2 separate regions of the Homo sapiens genome follow, and region 2 is linked to region 1. The links are chromatin contacts, found by Hi-C or POLR2A ChIA-PET in ENCODE. All regions are on one chromosome and are shown on one strand. Each heading gives the region's core, a stretch centred on a gene start or an enhancer-like site at or near the end of the contact. The rest is flanking DNA. Distances are from core to core; before and after follow the strand shown. Region 1 holds the start of SYNGR2 (synaptogyrin 2). Region 2 overlaps CYTH1 (cytohesin 1).

Region 1 (3,033 bases), core at 378-2,877:
TCATTCTGCTTAGGTACCTGATGGATGAAGGGCAGTCCTTCCATCCCCAGCCCAACCTCACCTTGAAAGAGGTTTAACCAAGACAGGCCAAGTCACAAAGACTACCCATCCCCCGTCACCTTCAGCCCAAGTCACTTCTACAGCACCCAGCCTCTGCCTGAACACCTTGGTGAAGGTGGACAGGCCCTCTTGGGAAGGCCATGCTGGCGCCCCTGTGTCTTCACCTCCTGGAACCCCTGGAACCCTCCCTGGTTCAGCCTGGCCAGCTGTCTCCACACAAGGACTTGCAGCCTCTGTGGCATCCTGGTCCCTCCCAGTCTGTCTCCCACCCCACAGAGGGCCCTGCATGCACAGGGCACTACAAGGGGACTAACTCAGGCCTGTGGATACAGCTCTGAACTCAGACACCTGGAGGACCCAGGGTGGATGTAGGGGAGCTCCAGCCCCTTGGGAAGAGCCCCATACCACCTCCCTAAACTTGAAGGCCACCACCCACGCCTGCTCCACCTCAGCAGGTGTGGGACAGGTCTGTGAGCATCAGGATCCCTCTGGGATGGCCCCAGGACTCTCCCCTGCCAGTCCTGCCCTGTTGTCCCAGGGAGCTCTCCATAGGGCTCTGGAGCTGGCAGTCACAGGCCCCGCCCCCAGATGGAGATGAAGCCGGATCTCCGGGATGATGGGAGCAGGGTGCCCATCCAGGACTCCTGGCACTGCCATCCCGACCCACTGGGCACCTGATTCTTGGACACAGCCCAGGACAGAGGCGATCAGATCCCACAGCCTGGCTGGGAGCTGGTGTGGGCGCCCTGGAGGACCTCAGAAGCTCCAGGCCCAGGCATGGTCTGGGCACAGCAGGCCCACCTCTGCCTGCCCCCTCATGCCACCCCCTCCAGCTTTCAGGGCTGGCTGTCCAAGAACAGGCCCCCTCCCCGCCACACACACACACACACAAAACCTGGTTTTGGAGGTATTGCCCACCTTACAGGGAGGGGGTACATCTTGGGGTCCCTCAACTTCGGGTGGGAAGGCGGACCCGTGGCCTGCCCCGAGTGGGAAGGACACCCTGTTTCCGGGCGTTGGGTCGCCCCCCGCCCCCTCCCTTACCCCACGTGGCTTCGGAAAACCCCGTCCCGGTGAACTCCCCAATCTGGGAGTCGCGGCGTGCGGGCCACCTGTCCGGGAGCCGCCCCCAAACTCCTCCCACTGCCAGCGAGGCAGGGGCCCGCTCCCTGCGGAGATCCGGACACCCCGCGTCGGGGCGCGAGGCTGGGGGTGGGGTGGGTGGCGGGACCCGGGACCGGGAGGGGACAGCGGGACAGACTGTGGAGGGCGGGAAGGCGGGGCCCGGGACGCTGGACGCCGGCCCCGCTCGCCGCCAGGCCCCGGACGCGGCCGCCGCCACCTGTCGCGCTCGTGGGCTAGGGGCCCCGCCGGGCCTGGCGACGGAGAGGGGGTCCCCAGGGTGCCCTCGGCCCGCCCTCCCCGGGCTCACCAAGCACACGGCGCGCGCCACCACCTGCGGCTGCGTCAGGAAGCGCCGCAGGTCGAAGGAGCCGCCCGCCTTGGCCGCGCCGTAGGCCCCGCTCTCCATGTCGCCGTCGCCGCCGCTGCCGCCGCCGCGGAACGCAGAGGAACCTGCCCGGCGCCCCGCCCGACTCCACCCGCCGGGGGCGTGGCCAGGCGCCGCTAGGGACCGAGGGCAAAGTGCGGCCCTCGCGAGCGGCGGGCGAGCCGCGGGACTGCGCTTCTAGAGGCGGGGAGGGGCTGTGGCCGCGGAGCACCCGGGTCCACCCCACCTCGGGGTTGAGGGGCTAGTCTCCGGGCCACGCCGGCCGCAGCACGGACCAGAAAGGGTCAGAGAGTCCCCCGGGAAGACGGACGAACTGAGGACCGCTCACCCTCTTTGCCCCTGCCCTCCCACCGCCTCCTCTAGGAAGCCCACCACCTACCAAGAACCCACCCAGGCTCATAAGCAACCCCTCCCCCATCCCACTGAAAAACCCAGGCCACACCCTGGAGCCCCTCCCTGCCTGGCCTGCCACTCTTTCCTCCTCTCTGGGGCTAAGCCTGGGGTAGGGTCAAAGACCCCCTCCCCATTCCTCCTGGTCTGGGCAGAGCCCCAAGGCTGTGAAGGGCAGTGTGGCGTCACACTTAAGATGGTGTGCAAGGCCGGGAGCGGTGGCTCACACCTGTAATCCCAGCACTTTGGGAGGCCGAGGCGGTTGGATCACCTGAGGTCAGGAGTTCGAGACCAGCCTGACCAACATGGAGAAACCCCGTCTCTACTAAAAATACAAAAATTAGCCTGGTGTGGTGGTGCATGCCTGTAATCCCAGCTACTCGGGAGGCTGAGGCAGGAGAATCGCTTGAACCTGGGAGGTGGAGGTTGCGGTGAGCCGAGATTGTGCCATTGCACTCCAGCCTGGGCAACAAGAGCAAAACTCTGTGTCAAAAAAAAAAAAAAAAAAAAAAAAAAAGATGGTGTGCAAGGCCGGGCGCAGTGGCTCACACCTGTAATCCCAGCACTTTGGGAGGCCGAGGCGGTTGGATCACCTGAGGTCAGGAGTTTGAGACCAGCCTGGCCAACATGGTGAAACCCCGTCTCTACTAAAAATACAACAACAACAAAAAAATTAGCTGGGCGTTGTGGTAAGCGCCTGTAATCCCAGCTACTTGGGAGGCTGAGGCAGGATAATTGCTTGAAACCGGTAGGCAGAGGTGGCCGTGTGCTGAGATCGAGCCACTACACCCCAGCCTGGGCAACAGAGCAAGAGTCCATCTCAAAACAAACAAAACAAACAAACAAACAAACAAACAAACAAAACCAAAAACGAAAGTTAGCGAGGCGTGGTGGCAGCTACTAGCAGTCCCAGCTATTCCAGAGGCTGAGGTGGGAGAATTGTCTGAGCCCAGGAGGCGGAGTTTGCAGTGAACCAAGATCACGCCTTTGCACCCCAGCCTGGGTGACAGAGTAAGACCACATATCGGCCGGGCGTGGTGGCTCACGCCTGTAATTCCAGCACTTTGGGAGGC
Region 2 (2,769 bases), core at 33-2,532, 560 kb before region 1:
AAGAACACGCCTAAGAAAGGGTATGTGGGGGTTTTTGAAAATATTCTTTAAGGAAGTCAGACTCTTCTGCTGCATTAATCTCAAACCCACAATTTTTAGGTTAAAAATATTGCTTTCTGGCTGGGCGCGATGGCTCACACTGATAATCCCAGCACTTTGGGAGGCCCAGGCAGGCGGATCACCTGAGGTCAGGAGTTCCAGACCAACCTAGCCAACATGGTGAAACCCTGTCTCTACTAAAAATACAAAAATTAGCCGGGTGTGGTGGCAGGAGCCCGTAATCCCAGCTACTTGGAGGCTGAGGCAGGAGAATAGCTTGAACCCAGGAGGCTGAGGTTGCGTTGAGCCGAAATCGTACCACTGCACTCCAGCCTGGGTGACAGAGTGAGACTTTGTCTCTAAAAAAAAAAAAAAAAAAAAAAAAAGCTTTTTTTTACCTGGTACATTGGTACATTGGTACATACATTCGTCAGTTTTCATTCTGTATATGTGTGTTAGTGAGAATTAACCAGTTTAATTAATTGGGCACTATTTTCTTAACTGCCATAAGTTATTATTATTTTTAGCTATTTAATCTTGTTAATGTCAGTCCCCCTTGATTTGCCTTTTTTTTTTTGAGACAGAGTCTCGCTCTGTTGCCGAGGCTGGAGTGCAATCTTGGCTCACTGCAACCTCTGCCTCCTGGGTTCAAGCGATTCTCCTGCCTCAGCCTCCTGAGTAGCTGGGACTGCAGGTGCATGCCACCACACCCGGCTAATTTTTGTATTTTTTGCAGAGACGAGGTTTCACCATGTTGGCCAGGCTTGTGTTGAACTCCTGACCTCATGTGATCCACCCACCTTGGCCTCCCAAAGTGCTGGGATTACAGGCGTGAACCACTGTGCCCGGCCTTGATTTGCCTTTGAACTCTCTCTTTGGCATCTCTTTGGGATAGATTCCAAAATCTTTGGTGTGGGACCTGAGGCCCTTCACAGGCAGACACTAAGCCCCCTTCAGGGTGCCAGTTCAGCCCTGCTGTGTCCTGGGCCTTGCCCTGTGGTGTGCCCATTGTTGCTGGCCTCTGTCACTTCCATACACTTTATCTTGCTTGGTATACACCATTCTGTTCTTGTCCATCTGGGGAATCCGTTGGTCCTTCAAGTTCTGGCTCACAGGTTGGCCCCTCTGAAGCCTCTTGGCATCGCCTGGAATTCTGTGAGTACTTGCTGCACTTGGCCGCTGTGGCCGGGTGTGCTGCTGCTACGGGCTTACATGCCTGTCCCCACTGGCCTTCACTTTCTGTGCAGGCCAGGGACTGGAGCTGTTTAAATCCCAGCTCCAAGCACAGGCTGCGCCTATGGCAGATGCTCAGTAAACGCTGAGCTGAAGTGAATCTGTGTATTTCAGTAAGAGAAAAAAAAAAGAGCTGAGGATGCAGCCGGTGACCGGAATGTGAATTGGGCTCTATTGGTAGTGTACCCGAGGTAGATTATTTGTACTCATTGAGTCTTTATCTTACCTGTAAACTGATGAGAACAGTGTATAGTTCATTGTCAGGAAATATGCAGAGTTACAGTTGAGCTTTGTTGGAAAATTTAAAAAAGTGGAAATGAGAAAACATTTTAAGCTGTAAGATAGCATGTGTGTATAAACTAGTATTATTTGTAGGAAAATATGCCAAATAGAATGAAGTATAGGCTTCCTCAGTGGGACACTGGATTTTCAGATTGCTTCTAAAATGCTGTCCTTGACGTGAACTTTCCATGTTATCCTTTTTTTTTTTTTTTTTTTTTTTTTTTTTTGAGATGGAGTCTCACTCTGTTGCCAGGCTGGGCGTGATCTTGGCTCACTGCAACTTCTGCCTCCCGGGTTCAAGTGATTCTCCTGCCTCAGGCTCCCGAGTAGCTGGGACTACAGGAACGTACCACCACGCCCGGCTAATTTTTGTATTTTTAGTAGAGACAGGGTTTCACCATGTTGGCCAGGATGGCCTCTATCTCTTGACCTCGTGATCTACCTGTCTTGGCCTCCCACAGTGCTGGGATTACAGGCGGGAGCCACCGCGCCCGGTGGTTATCCCATGTTTTAATGCGTGCCATGTGATTGTGGTAGTCTCTAGTTGGACAAGTTGCTCAGGTTGTGGTGTTTGCAGGAAGACCTGAGGTGCTGTAACTATCAATTCATATCCCCCTAGATATTTCTCACTCCCTTCCTTATGGATTTTGTATTTTGCAGAATCAGAAATGGTTACATCTTTATTTTTAAGCAGGAGCATGTTTGGCATTGTACAAAGCACACATCATAGCAAGAAACCTGTATCACCATCTGCTGTGACAAGTTTTGAAGAGGATTCACTCTGGTTTGAATTTTATAGGCTTTCCTGTTGAGTACACCAGAGATGAATGCTCACGGTATTACACAGAGGATTAGAACTGCCCTTTCTTCTTAATGAAGGTGAATAGAAACAAGGGCTTGGATTCTGCCCCTCTGAAGAAAGCTGACCCTTATCCATTATCTGAGTCTTTGTGTAGCCTCCCAAGTTTTCTCTTCATTATGGAATATGAAAGCACAGGACTGGCTGTGGGGGATCAAGACCCAAAGTCTGATTAGACAGGAGGGATGTGGAAGGCAACAGGTGGAATTTTCTAAGATGTCAGTATCGGTGGAGAGAAAAGGCAGGTATCTTAGGTCTTGGTAGGCACAGGTCTGGGCATTAAGAGCCTTTATCAGCCTGCAGCGTGGTCAGCCGAAGGGAGGACAAAGTCAGGGACTGTAGATGCAGATAGGAGG

Evidence for each region. Hi-C counts contacts between places; a loop is a spot of excess contacts on that map. ChIA-PET counts read pairs that join two places held with the same protein, here RNA polymerase II (POLR2A). Pooled maps may share reads with other maps.
Region 2: a pooled map shows a loop between it and region 1 (2.7-fold over the local background). The contact joins the enhancer-like site here to the promoter of SYNGR2 in region 1. A Hi-C loop is called at or near these places in 6 of 37 single-sample maps with no recorded cell type and 2 of 50 pooled maps. POLR2A ChIA-PET finds 5 or more read pairs at or near these places in 4 of 52 experiments (GM12878, Panc1, activated B cell and 1 more).

The regions. Positions count from the first base shown.
Region 1 is chr17:78,167,175-78,170,207 of GRCh38, reverse strand. It overlaps SYNGR2 (synaptogyrin 2), which reads right to left and starts at 1,627. Exons shown (of 4, transcript NM_004710.7): 1 at 1,493-1,627. The coding sequence starts at 1,591. RefSeq lists silencers at 1,165-1,324, 1,355-1,964.
Region 2 is chr17:78,732,089-78,734,857 of GRCh38, reverse strand. The region is part of intron 1 of CYTH1 (cytohesin 1); the gene reads left to right. Among named protein-coding and RNA genes, the nearest start is that of CYTH1, 49 kb to the left of the region's middle. RefSeq lists an enhancer at 972-1,031. Within about 2 kb of position 1,282, at least 10 of the 41 ENCODE cell types and tissues checked have a DNase peak (open chromatin) inside an H3K27ac peak, as active enhancers do.